2 separate regions of the Mus musculus genome follow, and region 1 is linked to region 2. The links are chromatin loops, found by intact Hi-C in ENCODE. Cell type or tissue: gastrocnemius. All regions are shown on one strand.

Region 1 (8,000 bases), 200 kb before region 2:
AGGGCCTGGTGTCAAATGTTAAGAGTTTGGTGGGTTAAAAGTGAGGTCCAAGGCTGAAGTCAGAATCAAGTGACTTAAAATTTTGTTGTGCTTGGAACTTGGGAAGCTGAGAGGATCTGAGGCCAAAGCCTAGGAACAGAGTTGGAGGCTAGACACTCACACTGCCACCCGGCACTCCAGTCCGATCCCACAGGAGGGTGAGCTCACTATGCCCAGGGCCTGCCGAGCCGTTGAGCTGGCCTCGGATCTCCACCGCGTACTTGTTGCCTCTCCCCGGCAATGGGAAGAGGCGATCAGAGCCAGGGCGCTGCAGACGCCGTGTCTCCTTCTCCTGCTGAGCCACCCAGCGTCCCACCTCCTCCTGCAGTGCAGTGAGCAACATAGAAGACCTCGGAACTCTCTACTTTCCTTCTTTGGTCTCCCAATCCCTCCAAGAACCCCAGTTCCTCCCAGGAGGAAGAGGGCCTCAAGGGTTCCTAGACTTTGGGAAGCTGCCTCCCCTCCCCATGACCCCTCTCCTCAGGGAAATCGCACTTGTCACTCAAACCTTTTTCACCCTACCCACAATTCCTCCCACGTCTGCTCATAGCTGAAACCCCACAGCCCCTTCTTCCTTTAAGGATAGGCCCCATGTCTGAATGCTCCCCACTGTCCCCCAGAACCCTGAAGTCACCACAGATGCCCTGAATTACACTCACTCCCATATTTACCAAAAATCACCCCAGAATGTTCTAGAATCCCTCACCATGTTCTCAGTGTCAGGGCCTCTGGCCATCCGGGCCAGGACATGGAGACGCTGGGCCCGAGCCCACACAGCCACATCTTCAGCCCCAGGGCCGCCTGGTCCTCCTGGCAGCAGGGGGTGGATGAAGCCTCGGTAGACTAGGGACACATCTGTCTCCGGGCTGGGTGTCAAGGTGATAGTTGTACTTCGGACAATGGAGACCTGTACCACCCAGAGGTGGGATGTATGTTAAGTCCCTCTCTGCTTGTGGATGGACTGTCCCTAAGTACACACCCCTCAGGTCACGTCAGAACCACAAGAGACAAGACGGCCAAACCACCTTCACCGACTGAGACGTTGAGATGGGACTGAATTAAGTCAACTTGCCCATCTTCCCTCTAGGGACCAAATTCAGAGAATATAAACAGGTTCTACCTTGGGCCCAACCCAACCTCATCTTCAGGTAAAACTCAAAGGACCGAGGGGCCAGCAAGATGCCTCAGGGGCAAAGGAGCTTGCCACGTGGGCCTGGAGACCTGAGTGCAGACCCAGAGCCTCCACAACCAGAAGAAGTCAGTCAGTTCCACAGTGCTGTCCTCTGACCTACACGTACACACACAGTAATAATACATGTAAATGCTTCAAAACTAGCCAGGTATGGTAGCACACTCCCTTAACACTGGCATGTGAGAAGGAGGCAGTTAGCTGTGAGTTCGAGGCCAGCCTGGTCTATCTATAAGAGGAGTTCCAGGACAGGTAGGACTACAAAAAAAAAAAAAAAAAGCAACCAACAACGTCTTAATGTCTTTCAAGCTTGAAGACTGGAGCCTTTGGCATCTTTGTCCGCAGCTCCCTTCTTTCCCAGCATGCCCTTCCAAAGCTAGGACCATGATTCCCAATGACCACACAGCACAAGACTGACTTGCTTGCCAGAGTGTGACTCTGGAGTAACAAACAGACCAGCCTGAGGATTCCTCACTGGACACTATTTGTGTAACTTACGGGACCGAGATTTGCTGACCCTTGGGAGACCCTGTTTCAAAATAAGAACCTAACACTTGGGAAGTTTATGCAAGGGTTGAGGCCAGCCTGGGCTACACTGCCAAACCTTATCTCCAAAAATAAGTATCTAAATAAATGCGCAGCAGTATAACATTTAAGCGTAAATGAAGTGTTATATAACTGTTCAAAATAAGAAGGGCAGGATGGTACAGGCGCAGAGGCTTGTAACTCAGGAGATAGAAAAAGACACGTCAGCCGGGCGTGGTGGCACACGCCTTTAATCCCAGCACTTGGGAGGCAGAGGCAGGTGGATTTCTGAGTTCGAGGCCAGCCTGGTCTACAGAGTGAGTTCCAGGACAGCCAGGGCTACACAGAGAAACCCTGTCTCGAAAAAGAAAGAAAGAAAGAAAGAAAGAAAGAAAGAAAGAAAGAAAGAAAGAAAGAAAGAAAGAAAGAAAGAAAGGAAGGAAGGAAGGAAGGAAGGAAGGAAGGAAAAGGAAAGGAAAGGAAAGGAAAGGAAAGGAAAGGAAAGGAAAGGAAAGGAAAGGAAAGGAAAGGAAAGGAAAGAAAAGAAAAGAAAAGAAAAGAAAAGAAAAGAAAAGAAAAGAAAAGAGGCACATCAGGAATTTAGGGCCAGTCTCGGCTGCATAGCAAGTTCGAGGCCTGCCTCGACTCTGAGAAAATTTGTTTCAGAGAGACAAGAGGGGCACAGTATCAGTTACCCAGGAGGCAGACAAGAGAGGATCACTTGAGCCTAGGCTATCAGCACCAGTCTCAAAAACAATACCAGCAAAAGCGCTTCCTACATTCTGTCACCCAGAAGCATGCTTGGATATATGGAGAAAGAGTAGACTAGGCATGGTACACATGCCGTCAATACCAGTACTGAAGGGGCCAGGGGGAGGAGGAGGCAGGAGGGTTGCCAAGTTTACTGTGCCCATGAACTTGACTGTCCACCTGACAAGATACGTATGAGCAGGTATGTGAGGGAATCACTCGACTGAGTGAGCCGAGGTGGAAATGTGAGTGGTACCAGCATAAAGCCAGGAAAGCAAGCTGAGCACCAGGATTCACCTCTCTGCTTCCTGGCTGCCTTACACTCCAGCCGCCATGCCTTCTCCACCGTGGTGCAATGAAGCTCTTTGGACTTTTTGTTTTGTTTCTGAGACGGAGTCTCACTCTGGTACAGGGTAACTTGGATTTCAAGAGTCTCCTCTCCTGCCCTAGCGTCCCGAGCGCTGGGATCACAGAGGTGTTCTACCACATCCAGCTTGAAGTCTATTTCCAAATGCACAGCACGAAGAAGCCCTGAAGACACTGTACTAAGTCAAAGAAGCTGGACATCGTAGGCAGATGTCCTGACGCCATCAAATGCCCACAGCTGCAAAATCCGTGGCCAAGTTCAGGGAAGAGGAAGATGGGGGCAATTGGTAAATAAATCTAGACTTGATTTAGAAATGGCAAAAATATTGTCCTACTTTGTTTTGTTTTGAGAAAAGGTTTGTCTATATAGCTCTGGGTGTCTTGGAACCCACTGTGTAGACCAGGCTGGCCTCAAACTCACAGAGATCCACCTGCCTCTGACTGCCAAGGGTTGTGATTAAAGGTGTGTGCCACTATGCCCAGCTTGTTCTACAACCTTTTGATTTTATGTGTTATTTCACCAAGATTTTAAAAAAATTCTTTTGTAGGGCCTCATGGCATGGGATTACCATTTTGCCTACACGGGGAGGCCAGGGAGAAAGATAACTGTGAGGTCTGTTTCGAATAGACTGGGTTCTAGACAAGCATGGGCAACCTTAGGAGACCTCTGTCTCAAAGTAAGTAAAAGAACCCTGTTAGAAAACTCAGCAGTTGAGCGTGCCTGAAGACTCCCAGTGAGGGCTAGGGTGCGGCTCGGCTTCGGGGCAGGGAGAACAAACATGCACAAAAGCCCCGGGTTCCATCCCAGTACTGTCCCCAAGAAAGACTCATTTGAAAAGAAGCAACCCTAGGTCTCTAAGTGTCCACTCCATCCCCAGGTCCATCTGGCCCCCACCTTGTCAGGCTGAGAGGCGTTGGGTGGCTGCTGGAAGGTGAGCAGGTGCAGGCCAGGGAGGAAGCTCTGGGTGACACAAGCCTCCAGGGAAGTGACGAAGACGGGTGCTGGCCCCCACCAGCCCACGGTGCCTGAGATCTGCTCCCCTCGGCAGCGGGCCTGCTCTGAGAGGACAGGGGTATGGGAGACTGGAGGGTCAGTATGAGGTATTCTGAGCCCCTCCCCCATGGCTGCTCGACACTCACCAGGCCGAGGAAGGCAGCTCTCATTGTGCACACACCAACCTAGGGCGCCAGGTCCCCGGGGAGGAGCTGTGGGGCTGCTGAAGGCCAGGCATGCTTGGCAGTCACTTAGCAGGCGGCCTAGGCCCAGGCAGCTGGCCGCTGGACACTGTAAGGAAGAGACAATATACACTGTCCTCTGAGCCTCAGGAGATCCAACAAGAGCTGTGGCTACACGGTCTGGGGAGAGGCAGCCTAGTGGCCATCAGGAAACAGCAGGGTTGGTCTACAGGAACTCAAGAACAAGGGTTCGGGGATGCAGGGACAGGGTCCTAAACTCGGGTGCTAGGAGAGGTACAGGCTCTGGGTTGGGGACAGTCAGGAGGCAGGAATGAGGATCTTGGGTAGCTGACCACTTAGGCAGGGGGAGTTAAAGGCAGGTCTCTGTGCTAGTGGATGGATGAATGGCCTGGGGTAGCCACTCACAGCTCCTGAGGGAGTCCCAGGAGGGGGCGCAGCTTGGCAAGCGCCCTGACACCAGCTGCATTCCGGGTCTCGGGAGCAGACACTGTGGTCTGTGTACATGGAACAATAGTCCAGGTGGTACTGCAGAGACACGGAACACAGGAGAGGACACTGCTCTCAAGACCTGGAGTATCTGCCAAGGCTGGCTCCCCATGACTGCTCCAGTTAACCCCACCCCACTCCTCCCTCAGGCCTGGAGAACCTCGTACTCTGCCCACTTCTCTCCAAGCACCCCTCATTTGCAGAGACTGCTGCCTCCACCCACAGTCACTCCCTCCCCATCACCCCAATGCTCACATCTAGGGCAGGTGCCTGAAACACGAAGGGGGGCACCTTGTAGGCCATCAAGTCCCCACGAGGCCGGCCACTATATCCCCCAGCCACCAGCAGGACACTGCCACCAAGAACAGCTGCCACATGTGAGTAACGGCCACTAGGAGGCGCCGCTCGACCTAGAAGACAGTCACAGCATCAGACATTCCCCAGCTCCTGCCCTCCTGGCTCCTGCCCTTGCCCCAGTCTAGCCGGCTTATTGCTGCTTTAGCTCCTACCTAGCCAAGGAAATCCTACTGGCCTGCCTGGCTCTGCGCTTGCGTTATTTTCTCAATTCTCTCAGAGGCCCAGTGCCCCTGCTCAAAATGATCTTTGTGACAGACACAGATTCAAATCATATATCAGTTATGAGCTGCTGTATGGTTTTGGGCAGGAGACTCAACTTTGCCAAGTCTTGGTTTCTTTGCTTTAAACTGAACCATCCCAGAGAGAGGTGGGAGGGGAGGGAGGAAGGGGGCTAAGGAGAGGGGAAAGGAGCGAGAGAGAGGACCTCAATCTATAACCACAGGCTGGTCTCAAATTCAGGCCCTCTGAGAATGTGAAGTGAGTAGATACGATTCAACAGTAGTTGGTGACATCTATAAAAGGTAAGCAATAGGCCAGCGAGCTGGTCCGTCATACAAAAGCACCTGCCACCAAGTCTGACAGCCCAAGGTCAATCCCTGGAATCCACATGGTAGAAGGAGAGAACTGACTCCTGCAGGTTGTTGGGCTCTCCACACTCTCTGGCTTGTACCCATGTGCACAGACACACACTCTCTGGCTTGGGTCCATGTGCACAGACACACACTCTCTGGCTTGGGTCCATGTGCACAGGCACACACACACTCTGGCTTGGGCCCATGTGCACAGGCACACACTCTCTGGCTTGGGTCCATGTGCACAGGCACACACACTCTGGCTTGGGCCCATGTGCACAGACACACACTCTCTGGCTTGGGTCCATGTGCACAGGCACACACACTCTGGCTTGGGCCCCTGTGCACAGGCACACACACACTCTGGCTTGGGCCCATGTGCACAGGCACACACACACTCTGGCTTGTACCCATGTGCACAGGCACACACACACACTCTGGCTTGGGCCCATGTGCACAGGCACACACACACTCTGGCTTGTACCCATGTGCACAGACACACATACTCTGGCTTGTACCCATGTGCACAGGCACACATACTCTGGCTTGTACCCATGTGCACAGACAGCACACACACTGGCTTTGGCCCATGAGCACAGGCACACACACACTCTGGCTTGTACCCATGTGCACAGACACACATACTCTGGCTTGTACCCATGTGCACAGACACACATACTCTGGCTTGTACCCATGTGCACAGACACACATACTCTGGCTTGTACCCATGTGCACAGACACACACACTCTGGCTTGGGCCCATGTGCACAGGCACACACACTCTGGCTTGGGCCTACATGCACAGGCACACACAAAATAAGACAAACAGAAAGTGACAAACAAGTAGGAGGGGCCCAGATGGGAACTGGGGAAAGAAGTAGCCAAGGCTGTCCATACCAAGTACTTAGATCCAACCCAGCCTGGTACTTTCACTAAAAGCAAACCAAGAAACCCCCCTTTCTGGTTATAAAAAGTGAATCATGGCTTCTCTGACTTCCTACTGACCCCTATACTTTGTAAGCACATGGGTCTTAGCCCAAGAAATTGGAAATTTGTACATGTGTATGTACGCATGTATTTTTGCAATGCTAAAGATCTAGTCCAAGGCCTTACACATGCCAGGCAAGTGCCACCAGTGAGCCACGCCCCCAGCCCCTCTCTGGTAGATTATAAGCAAGGGCTTGACCACTAAGCCATGCTCCTGCCCTTTTGTTGGGCTTTGAGACAGAGTCATTGCATATAGTCCTGTCTAGATGCAGACTCTATATCCTGCTTCTGCTTATAGTCTTGGGAACATAGTGTGTATACCATGCCTGTCAAAAAAATTGCAGTCTTTTCTCATTTACTTTACTATTGTATGTGTGTGGTGTATGGTATATGCTGTATACAGCCACGTGTACGCATGCAGAGGCCAAAGGAGGAGACTCTCCATTTCAGATGGTTGTGAGCCACCAGGTGGTTGCTGGGAATTGAACTCAGGACCTCTGGAAGAGCAGCCCGTGCTCTTAACCACAGAGCCATCTCTCCAGCCCTTGGTTCTACCTCTTGTCACTATGCCATGAAGTCACTGCTTCTTAGGGCAGCTGCAAACTGGCAAGCTTCCAACAGAACCAAGGTTCTGGGGCTGCAAAGGTGGCTCTGTTGATAAAGTGCTTACCTCACAGCATTAGGGCTGGAGTTCCATACCTAGCACTGTCAGAGGAATGCCAGGCAATCCCAGCACTGGAGACGTGGGGCCAGGGGAAGCGTTGGGTTCACTGGCCAGCCAGACTAGCCTAGCTGGTGAGAGGCCCTGACTCAGAGAGGGTGGACAGTATTCCTGAGGCTAATACCTGAGGTTGTCCTCTGGCTCCCACATGTGCACGCTGCACACATGCACACACGCACACACACATTCACACACATGTGCATTTAAAAATAAAAAGTAAAACCCATGTTCAGTGCCCTACATCTGCTTGCTGGTCCCCCACCTTGTCCTCACCGAGGCTTGTCTCCAGAGGTCATTCCAACAGGATGCCTGGCCCACCAAGGTAATGACTGAGGCATCTCCTGCTAAAACTCAGAGATCTTCAAAAGCCCTCAGGAAAACAGAGGAGACTCACCCTCAGGGGTTCCTGGCGGGGCAAGCTCAGCCCCTGACACCCACTGGTGGCAGCCAAGGTGGTAGAAGAAGATGCCATCTTCGTAACACTTTTCCTCCTGGTAATGCGTATGCACATTGCCCCCTGGGAAAAGAGGAAAGGGCACCGCTGGCAAGCCTCAGGAGAGGGAGGAGACCCAGGCTGAGTCTCATCTCTGGGTGGGCTCAGGCAAGCCTTGGGGGAGGTAGGGTTGTCCAGGCTCAGTTTCAGCTCAGGGTGGGCTCAGGCCCCTGGAATTCAGACAGGATCTAGGGAAATCACCTCACCATAGACCACCATGTAGTTTCCTAGAACACTGGCAGTGTGGAAGGCTCTCTCCCGTGGACCCTGGAGCCCATCCCGGCCCTTCAGCGTGGTCCACACACGCCGTTCCACGTG
Region 2 (8,000 bases):
TTCTTAGAACTGTAGGCTTTAGCAGAGGGGATCCCAGGGTCAAGAAGGCAGAGGGCATCACACCCTGTTGGCTGTCAGGTAACAGGAAAGATTTCAGAGTTTAACAAAGAGGCCCACAGTTGAGTGAATGCTGACTCCTAATCCCTAAAACCCAGGAGCTCTAGGAAGCCCACAGGAGAGAGCAAGCCCTAGAGAGGAGAGACTTGGGTTTGAATCCTCACTCCACTAGCCACATGCTGTGTGACTCAGAGCAGCTGATGTTACCTCTCTGTGCCCTAATTCCTCAGTACAATGAGATAGCAAACTCATATCCTCAGATGGTCATAAAGATTTAGGAATAACACGTTGGCTCAAATAGCCCAAAACAGGCAGGAATGCTCCTGCTGCCACCACCGCTGAATCTTAAGTCAGTAGATAGTCCTTAAAGAATTTGATTTTTCTGTTAGCTTGTTTTTGGAGATAGGGTCACATGTTGCCCAGGCGAATCTTGAACTTATTATGTAGACTCTGAGCCTCTGATCCTTCTGTCTTCACCCTCCAATGCCAGCGTTACAGGTATGTGCTACTGTGCCTAGTTTTGTGAACTGCTGATGTTTGTCCATGTTAGCAAGCGCTCTGTCTGAACAGCATGCCCAGCTCCATGACATGATTGATTTGGGGCTATCGGGGAAGCAGTCCTGAGTGAGCCTCACATCAAAGAGATGAAGAACTGTGTAAACAAGAGGTATGTCTAAGGGGCTGCAAGATGGCTCAGTGGGTAAGAGCAGTGGCTGCTCTTGCAGAGGACTTGGGTTCAGTTCCCAGCGCCCACATGGCAGCTCACAACTGGCTGTGACTCCAATTCGAGGGACTCCAGTGCCCTCTTCTGACCTCTGTGGGCTCCAGGAACACACTTGGTGCATAGACAGACATGGAGACAAAACACGCATACACATAAGAGAAAGTAAACATTTTTACAATTAAAAGAGCTAGGTTTGAGCCCAGATGCCAAGGGAGTGGGCAAGAGATGGCCACATGATACAGACAGCCCAGAGCTGAGGTTGAGTATGGCTGGAAAGAGCCTAGGGTCCTGAGAGCAGCTCCATATCCCTGTGTCTGTGAGTTTGTTTGCCACCTACCCCTAACAATATGCTTTCCTGTTTGTTTAGGCCCCTAAGTCCTTTAATGCCCCAGAGGCTGCCCCTTGACCCGGGCTCTCCTGAAGTCTCTCATGTTTACATCCGGAATGGAGTCTGGATTGAAGATTGCTACTCTTGACTCTTAGGCCCAAGTTCATCTCTCTCAACTCCCAATTCCTTGGCCTGACTCCATTTCATTATCTCCCACCAGGCTAGGGGTCTGAGGGGCCTCTCTGAACACCTGCTAGCCTCAGTCCTACTGATAAGAGCATCGCCTGTGGGGACAGATCTTTTGGGTCCCTGCGCAGACCAAGGATAAGGCCATGGCTAGGTGATGAGATTGTTAATGATAGAAGGAGCTGAGAGAGAGAGAGAGAGAGAGAGAGAGAGAGAGAGAGAGAGGAACCGAGCCATGGAGAGGATCCCCAGGGGTGGCCAGGAGGAAGAGGCCATGGCAGGGGGCCCTGAGGGGTGAAGAATCTCACTCTTCTGTCCCCGGTGGGCTGGCTGCTCCCCCCTACGGCTCCCCAGCGGGCCCCCGGGGGACCTCGCTCTAATAATGTATTTGATCGACTCGCCGGCCGCGTACAAGCGATTATTGTCTTGTCGGGAGTCAAACGTATCGATCCGGCGAGAAATATGAGCGGAGCAATGGGGCCCGCGTGTCAGTTACCGGCCCCGCTGGCCCTGGGGAGCCCCCTGCGTCTCCTTTAATTACCGCTCAGCCTTGAGCCCAGCCTGGCCTCCTCTATGCTGCCTCCCCGCAGGTTCCCTGCACCTCAGTGTGGCCCCCACTGCTCCCCAATGCCTATTCCCTACCTACCCTACTCATTATGAGGGTCCAGACCCCTTCCTTGGCAGGGAAGCCGCTCTCCACACCCTACCTATCCCATTCCAATCTGCCAGTTCCCCTCACCATCTAAGCCATGTGCCCCACACTCTGCCCCTTTGTCTTTCTCCCCTCCTTCAGCATCTCCTGCATAGGCCCAGAGACTCAGACACAGCTTTCAGCACGGAAGGCCATAGGAATAGAATTTATCCTTAGGGAACCATCGAGGCCTTCCCACTCTGGCCTCACTTGAAGATCCAGGAGGGCCTCACTGGAAATGGGTGTCCCTTCTTTTCCTAGATCACCATCTGGGACCCAGCCTGGTGAATGTGTCTCTGGCCTGCACGATGTTGAATTGGTAAAGGGTAGACTATGGGGGAGGGGCCTTGTCTGGGTTGTATCCCTCCATATCGTGCTAAGTACCACCACTCCCTCAAAAGATAAATCCTAAATGAAAATGGAGCTTACTGGGTAAATCAGGCTTCAAGACAAAAACCTGCTACCTTACTGCCCCCAACTTCTGCTGGGAAGACCCTCGTGTATAGAAAATCTGCCGCCAGCCGCTGTGCGGTCGGCAAATGCCCTCTGAAATGGTCTTTCCGATAATGGGATATTATAGAGTGTAGATGCCCAGGAACTGTCCCCTCTGTGTGCAGCTTAAGAGCTGAGTTCGTTCCTGTCAGGACCATCTGCCAGGTCTTGGGGTGTCCACCTGCACAGGGCTGGGGGCAGAGGGCACCCATGTAGTTCTTTGTGTCCTTCATGGCTGTGCACATGGGAGTGTGGGCACATGTAACCTGGCCTGCGTTGGCCATATGTGTAGATGTGCCCTCTGCCCTGTGGGTCTGGGTGAAGTAGTAGAGCATATGTAGCTGATGAAGCTTGGTCTGCGGGGAGGGGTGATATTGGGGCCATGGTAGAGATGTGCACTAGTGAATCTCTGTGTGTGCATTCGTGTGAAATGCTGGAGGGTTGGTCTGAGAAGAAATACTTCAGTGTATGCATGTATGTAGAAGGATGAATCCAGCCGTCTATGTGTGCACGCGTGTGGTTTGGGGGACCCTCCACTTGGGGTGTAAAGTGTCCTGGATGGCCCTAGTGGATAGGAGAACTGTTTAAGAGATGCCAAGGCAGCTCAGCAACTCGGACTCCAGGAAGCTGAGAGGGAGAAGAGGGCAGTTGGCTCGCGCCTGCCTTTGTCTGCGCTACTGTGCGCCCGAGTCCTGCGCCTTTGTGTGACCCTCGCAGGTGTGCGCGCGGGGCGGGGGAGGATGCGGGCCGGGATGGAGCGGAGGGCGGGGCTCCCTCCTCTGAAGCCGGCCCCGCCCTCCTGCCCATTGACTGGACGCTGCCGCCCTCTGGCGGGCTTCAGGAAAACCGCAGGACTGAGAGCGGAGCGGCTCGCTGAAAGCGCTCCACAGGAACCCTGAGGACTCAAGCTCAGCTCCACTGCCCCGGGTGCACGCGTTTGCCCTCTGACAGGCTTCTAGCTGTCTCTGACTTAGGCCTCCACCCCTCGCCCTAACTGCCACTGTGCCACTGCTCATGGGCACTATTGGCCCGGGATGCCTTACCTGTGGCACAGGTTGCAAGCCTTGGTCTGTCCACAGCATCCTGAGCATCCCCTTTTTTTTTTTTTTTTTACTTTGATGCATCTTGGCCCTGGATCCTTGAGAAAGCCACTGCTCCCTTCTCTGATCTTCAGTCTTGTCGTTTGTAAGACGAATCACAAAATACTGTCAAACTATGACACCTGTTACGTGGGAGGTGCAGGGTTAGGCACTGAGAGATCCCTCCTCGAACAAACCTCAAATTGTGTTTGCCATTGTTATTGTATAGCCTCACCTTCTCTCACAGCCCCACACGCCCTGTTCCAGATGTGTTCGCCCCCACCCCTCCGTGCTGCGGGGGCAGAAGGACTGTATAGATACCTCCTAGTGTGGCCCCAGCAAGAGTCAGTTCTTCCAGCGTCCTCGCTTTCCACCCGACTAAGCCCCTACTCAAATACACTCATGATCTGGGGTCGCCTGGGCCGCTGGGGTCGGCCTGTGGGCCAGGGTATTTTCCCTTCCGAAGGGGGCGGACCGGCCCTGTGGTTTCCTCCCGGGGTGACTTCCGGCAGGGAGGGCTGGCCCCCAGAGAGGGCGGGGAGATGACACAGTTGTTCCCCAGCCCTGGCTGGCGGGCAGCATGGTTCATTCCAGCATGGGGGCTCCAGGTAAGAGGCTGATGCCTTCTCATGGGTGGCGAGGACAAATAGCATATTAGGGCCGTTCTGCTGACCACCTCTGCCAACGGTTCCTGCACCTCCTCTTCGGCTGTCCCCCTTGTTTGGGAGGCCCCGTGCTTTAGTAACATCTTTTCCTTCCTTCACCTAGTCCCCCTCCTCAGCTCCTCTTTGATACTGTTTTGCATTAGGCATGGGGTGTGTGTGTGGGGGGGTATACTTCCAGTCTGTCTCCCCACTGAGGGAACAGGAAAAAGGAAGGGTCATGTGGTTTTTTGTTTGTTTGTTTGTTTGTTTTGTTTTGTTTTTTGCTGGACTTCATATGGGGAACTGGTGGGCTGGGCAGCGTGGGCGATTCTTTAGACACAGGGCTGCAACAGGTTTGGAAGACCAAGCAGTTGCGTTTGTGTGGTGCAGGTGTGCATATGTGTGAGTGTGGGTGTGGTGTCCTGCGTCCTGTGCTTATTGCTATTTCTCCTGGGTGTGCAGGGGGGAGGGCTGCTGTGCGTGGCATTCCTGTGTGCCCGTAGCAGTGATTTCTTCTTGATCCACTTCATTTATTCTGCAAAATGGCACTAATCTTATATATCCCTCAGTCTCCTTATCCTGCTCTGACTTTCTCCGTGGCGCATGCATTCTATGTCTTTGAGTTACTACATGCTTGCCTGGGTGAGCTGGATACGGTGCAGGCACCGTATCAGGTGATTTGCGCTTGGGGACTCATTTCGTAGAAGGTATGCATCTCTGCGCAGACTTAGCATACCTCAGCAGAGTACTGGGAAGTGTAAGGTGATAATACCAGTGCTGAGATATTCCAAGGATCAGTACTTCATGACTGCTTTTCTGGAGCTTTGGTCGAGTGTGCGTCGAGCTCCTGGGTGACCGTAGGTGTGAGTGTTGGCTTGGCGTGCATCCGTCCAACATGCATCAGTATGTGGGGGGCATCGCCAAGTCCCTTCAACAACCGCTGGTTACCGGGCCGTTCTATGTTGGATATTGGTGTTGAAGATATATCAGGGCTAGGCAGCTTCAGGTCTGCTTTTCTGGAGTCACGAGTTCAGTGGAAAGGACAATCCTGTGGTGATCAGACCTGGGATTGGAGGGTGGAGGGTGGAGCAGAGATGATAGAGTCCAGAAGTTATCTAGTTCTGTTGTCATGGTAGTAGGGAGGGCTTCCTGGAGGAGTTCTCTGAGCTAGGATATAAAAATGATGGTGGTAGACAGTAGAAAGATGAGGATTGACAGGTATTTATTTACTGAGGTGGCCGTGTGGGTGTACACATATCTACTTGTTCAGTGTACATATGAAGTCCAGACTGCCATCTGCACACATATAGCGGCTTCACTATGGACTCATTTCAAGTGAGAACTTGTAGCCACTGGACAAAGCATTAGACTTTTTACTGGGGATTTCTGTAGGGTGAAAAAAAAAAGAAAAAGTCCTACCCAGGAGAACTGTTATGGGTTTTCACCGTGTAGCATTGGCAAGAATCAATCCATCGTAAGGATGTGATTAATACATCGTGTGGCCTCGGGCAGATCACTCACCGTCTGATCTCAGGCTCTCCACCCTGGAGAGTCTCAGAGGTCTTCGTGGTTACCTCTCAGAATGAACTGACTCTGGACACGGGTGTATGCATATCAGATTGCCTGTGCCTTTGAATATGCGAATGTGTGTGTGTCACTCTGGATATGAGTAAGTGCATGTGTGTATGCATGTATCTGGATGGGGTTGGTTTTTTTATACACCACCCTATGGCATCATCTGAGTGTGTGTCTCCCTATAGGTTGTGTGTGTGTGTGTGTGTGTGTGTGTGTGTGCGCGCGCACATGCAAATGTGAGTGTGGACAAGTCTGTGTGGAGGTCAGAGGTCAACCTCAGGATGTCAGTCCTTGCCTTCTGTCTTGACACACGCTGGTTGGTTGGCCAACTCCCCCTCTTGTCTTGCCATCTTATCTGTTACAGACTCACATCCCTGCATTTTTGAAAATGGATATCTAGGGACTTGAACTCAGACCCTCGTGGTGTTTGGCCATTTCCCCAACCCCTCCATCTATGGGCTTAAGGAATAGCTGCTTAGGGGATAGGATAGACAGCAGAATTGTCAGGTGGAAAACCAGGGTGTTGTAGACCAAGCCTTGAACCTGTGCCACATGCAGGACTTCCAGTGCAGTGTTGGTGGGGGCTTGCCTTGGATGGCATCTACCCTAGACATTCATTTGCTCCAAACAGAGGCTGTGAAGGGCGATGCCCTGGGCATGCACTTAGTCCTCCCTGGGATCTATGCACACCTATGCACAGAGTTTGGCATTGCTGGCTGTAGCTGTGTATACCACTGCTCTTGCTGTGTCCATCACCTGGATCTCCATCCCTCCTCCATCCCTCCGTCCTGATAGCACAGCACTGTTTGGTCCCTTGAGGTTACCTGGGACAGCTGTAGGGTTGGGAGGTGTGAGGTGGCCCTCCTCAGGAGACAAGGGGCAGGGCCAACTGAGTCCACAGAGGTTCCCGGTAGCGCCCAACCCTGCCCATGGGGGCTCCCAGGCCATAAACTCGATGCCGGCTGTGGAGGCAGAGGACCCAGGGGACAGCCCGAGTGGGGCCGGGAGGGTGAGGGGCAGTCCTCCGGTTCTCTATATTTAGCCCCGATTTCGGTAAGTACTAACGAGAAGCTAGACTAAGCCTGCTAAAAACTGGCTGGGGGAAATGCAGAGGAGAAGTGAAAGTAGGGGAGGGAGGGCCAGGGAGTGCAGAGGGACCCAGGGTCCCCGGCCTGGCCCATTTGGGGCAACTGAGGGTGAACTCAGAATTTGGGCAGCCTGGGGTGGATCTGGCTTGAGGTGGTGGAATTTAAGGGACAAGGCCAGAGAACTTGGTACTTTTCCTTGCAAGACGTCACACTTGACCTGGGGTGACAGGGAAGGGCCACCATAAGTAGCCACCCAGCCTTTCCATGTGATTGAGGCTTCGGGAGGCACCAGGGTTTTAGAGCTCCTTGAAATCAATAACCTGGAGGGACTTTTAAAAATCTGAGTGTTCAGGGAAGGGAGTGTGGTTCTGTGGTAGAGCACTTGCTGAGCCTGCACAAAGCCCTGGGTTCTAGCTATAAAACACACACACACACACACACACACACACACACACACACACACACGCACGCACGCACGCACGCACACGCACATGTCCATGCACTAGTACATGTTTTAATAAATCTGGAAGCCCGGGTCACACACTGACAGCAGTGTCTGGGTGGTGGTGGCAACGGCATTTCTGCACAGCTGATGGCTGTGACTCGGGCTGTTTCAGCCCTGGACTGAAGCAGAGACAGAGCCTTCAATGGCTGATGCCCTGAGCCCTGACATCATTTGGCTTACAGTACAGATGGAGCTCTGACCATGTGATACTTCCTTCTTGTTTACTAGTGCTCAGCAGGTTAATACAAGGGGAATGTCACTTTTGAGGCCAGCTTGGTCTACGGAGTGAGTTCCAGGACAGCCAAGGCTACATAGAAAAACCCTGCCTCAACACTCCCTCCCCACCCTCTCTCTCAAAAAACAAAACAAGAAAACCTACAATAACACACAGCTCAAAACAAAACAAAACAAAACAAAACAGGCAGGACTATCGGCCCAGGCCACACTACACCTACCCAGGAGGCAGGGGCCAAGAGATTGCAGGTTCAAGGCTAACCTGGACAAGTTATCAAGACCCTGTCTGAACGTAAAAAGTGAAAACCAGGGCTGGCAATGGAGCTTGACTGTCGGGGTTCTTGCCCAGCATGGGGTTTGAACCCCAACACCACATAAAACACGGCATCGGTGGCCG

Evidence for each region. Hi-C counts contacts between places; a loop is a spot of excess contacts. Peaks named below come from ENCODE experiments on the same cell type or tissue, not always from the same donor. Only the 100,000 strongest peaks of a DNase experiment are listed, where the experiment ranks them.
Region 1: it touches region 2 in a loop (3-fold over the local background); 6 of 42 quality-filtered maps call a loop at or near these places.

Annotation. Positions count from the first base shown.
Region 1 is chr7:25,330,720-25,338,719 of GRCm38, reverse strand. Megf8 (multiple EGF-like-domains 8) reads right to left here. Exons shown (of 41, transcript NM_001160400.1): 7 at 7,889-8,000; 8 at 7,584-7,706; 9 at 4,808-4,962; 10 at 4,472-4,591; 11 at 4,010-4,154; 12 at 3,765-3,928; 13 at 746-946; 14 at 161-361. Among named protein-coding and RNA genes, the nearest start is that of Megf8, 18 kb to the right of the region's middle. In gastrocnemius, a CTCF peak has its summit at 4,948 (motif pointing right); a DNase peak (open chromatin) is centred at 4,958.
Region 2 is chr7:25,128,590-25,136,589 of GRCm38, reverse strand. Pou2f2 (POU domain, class 2, transcription factor 2) reads left to right here and starts at 4,130. Exons shown (of 15, transcript NM_001163554.1): 1 at 4,130-4,165. The coding sequence starts at 4,138. In gastrocnemius, a CTCF peak has its summit at 3,314 (motif pointing left); DNase peaks (open chromatin) are centred at 1,750 and 3,270; H3K4me3 peaks cover 595 bases.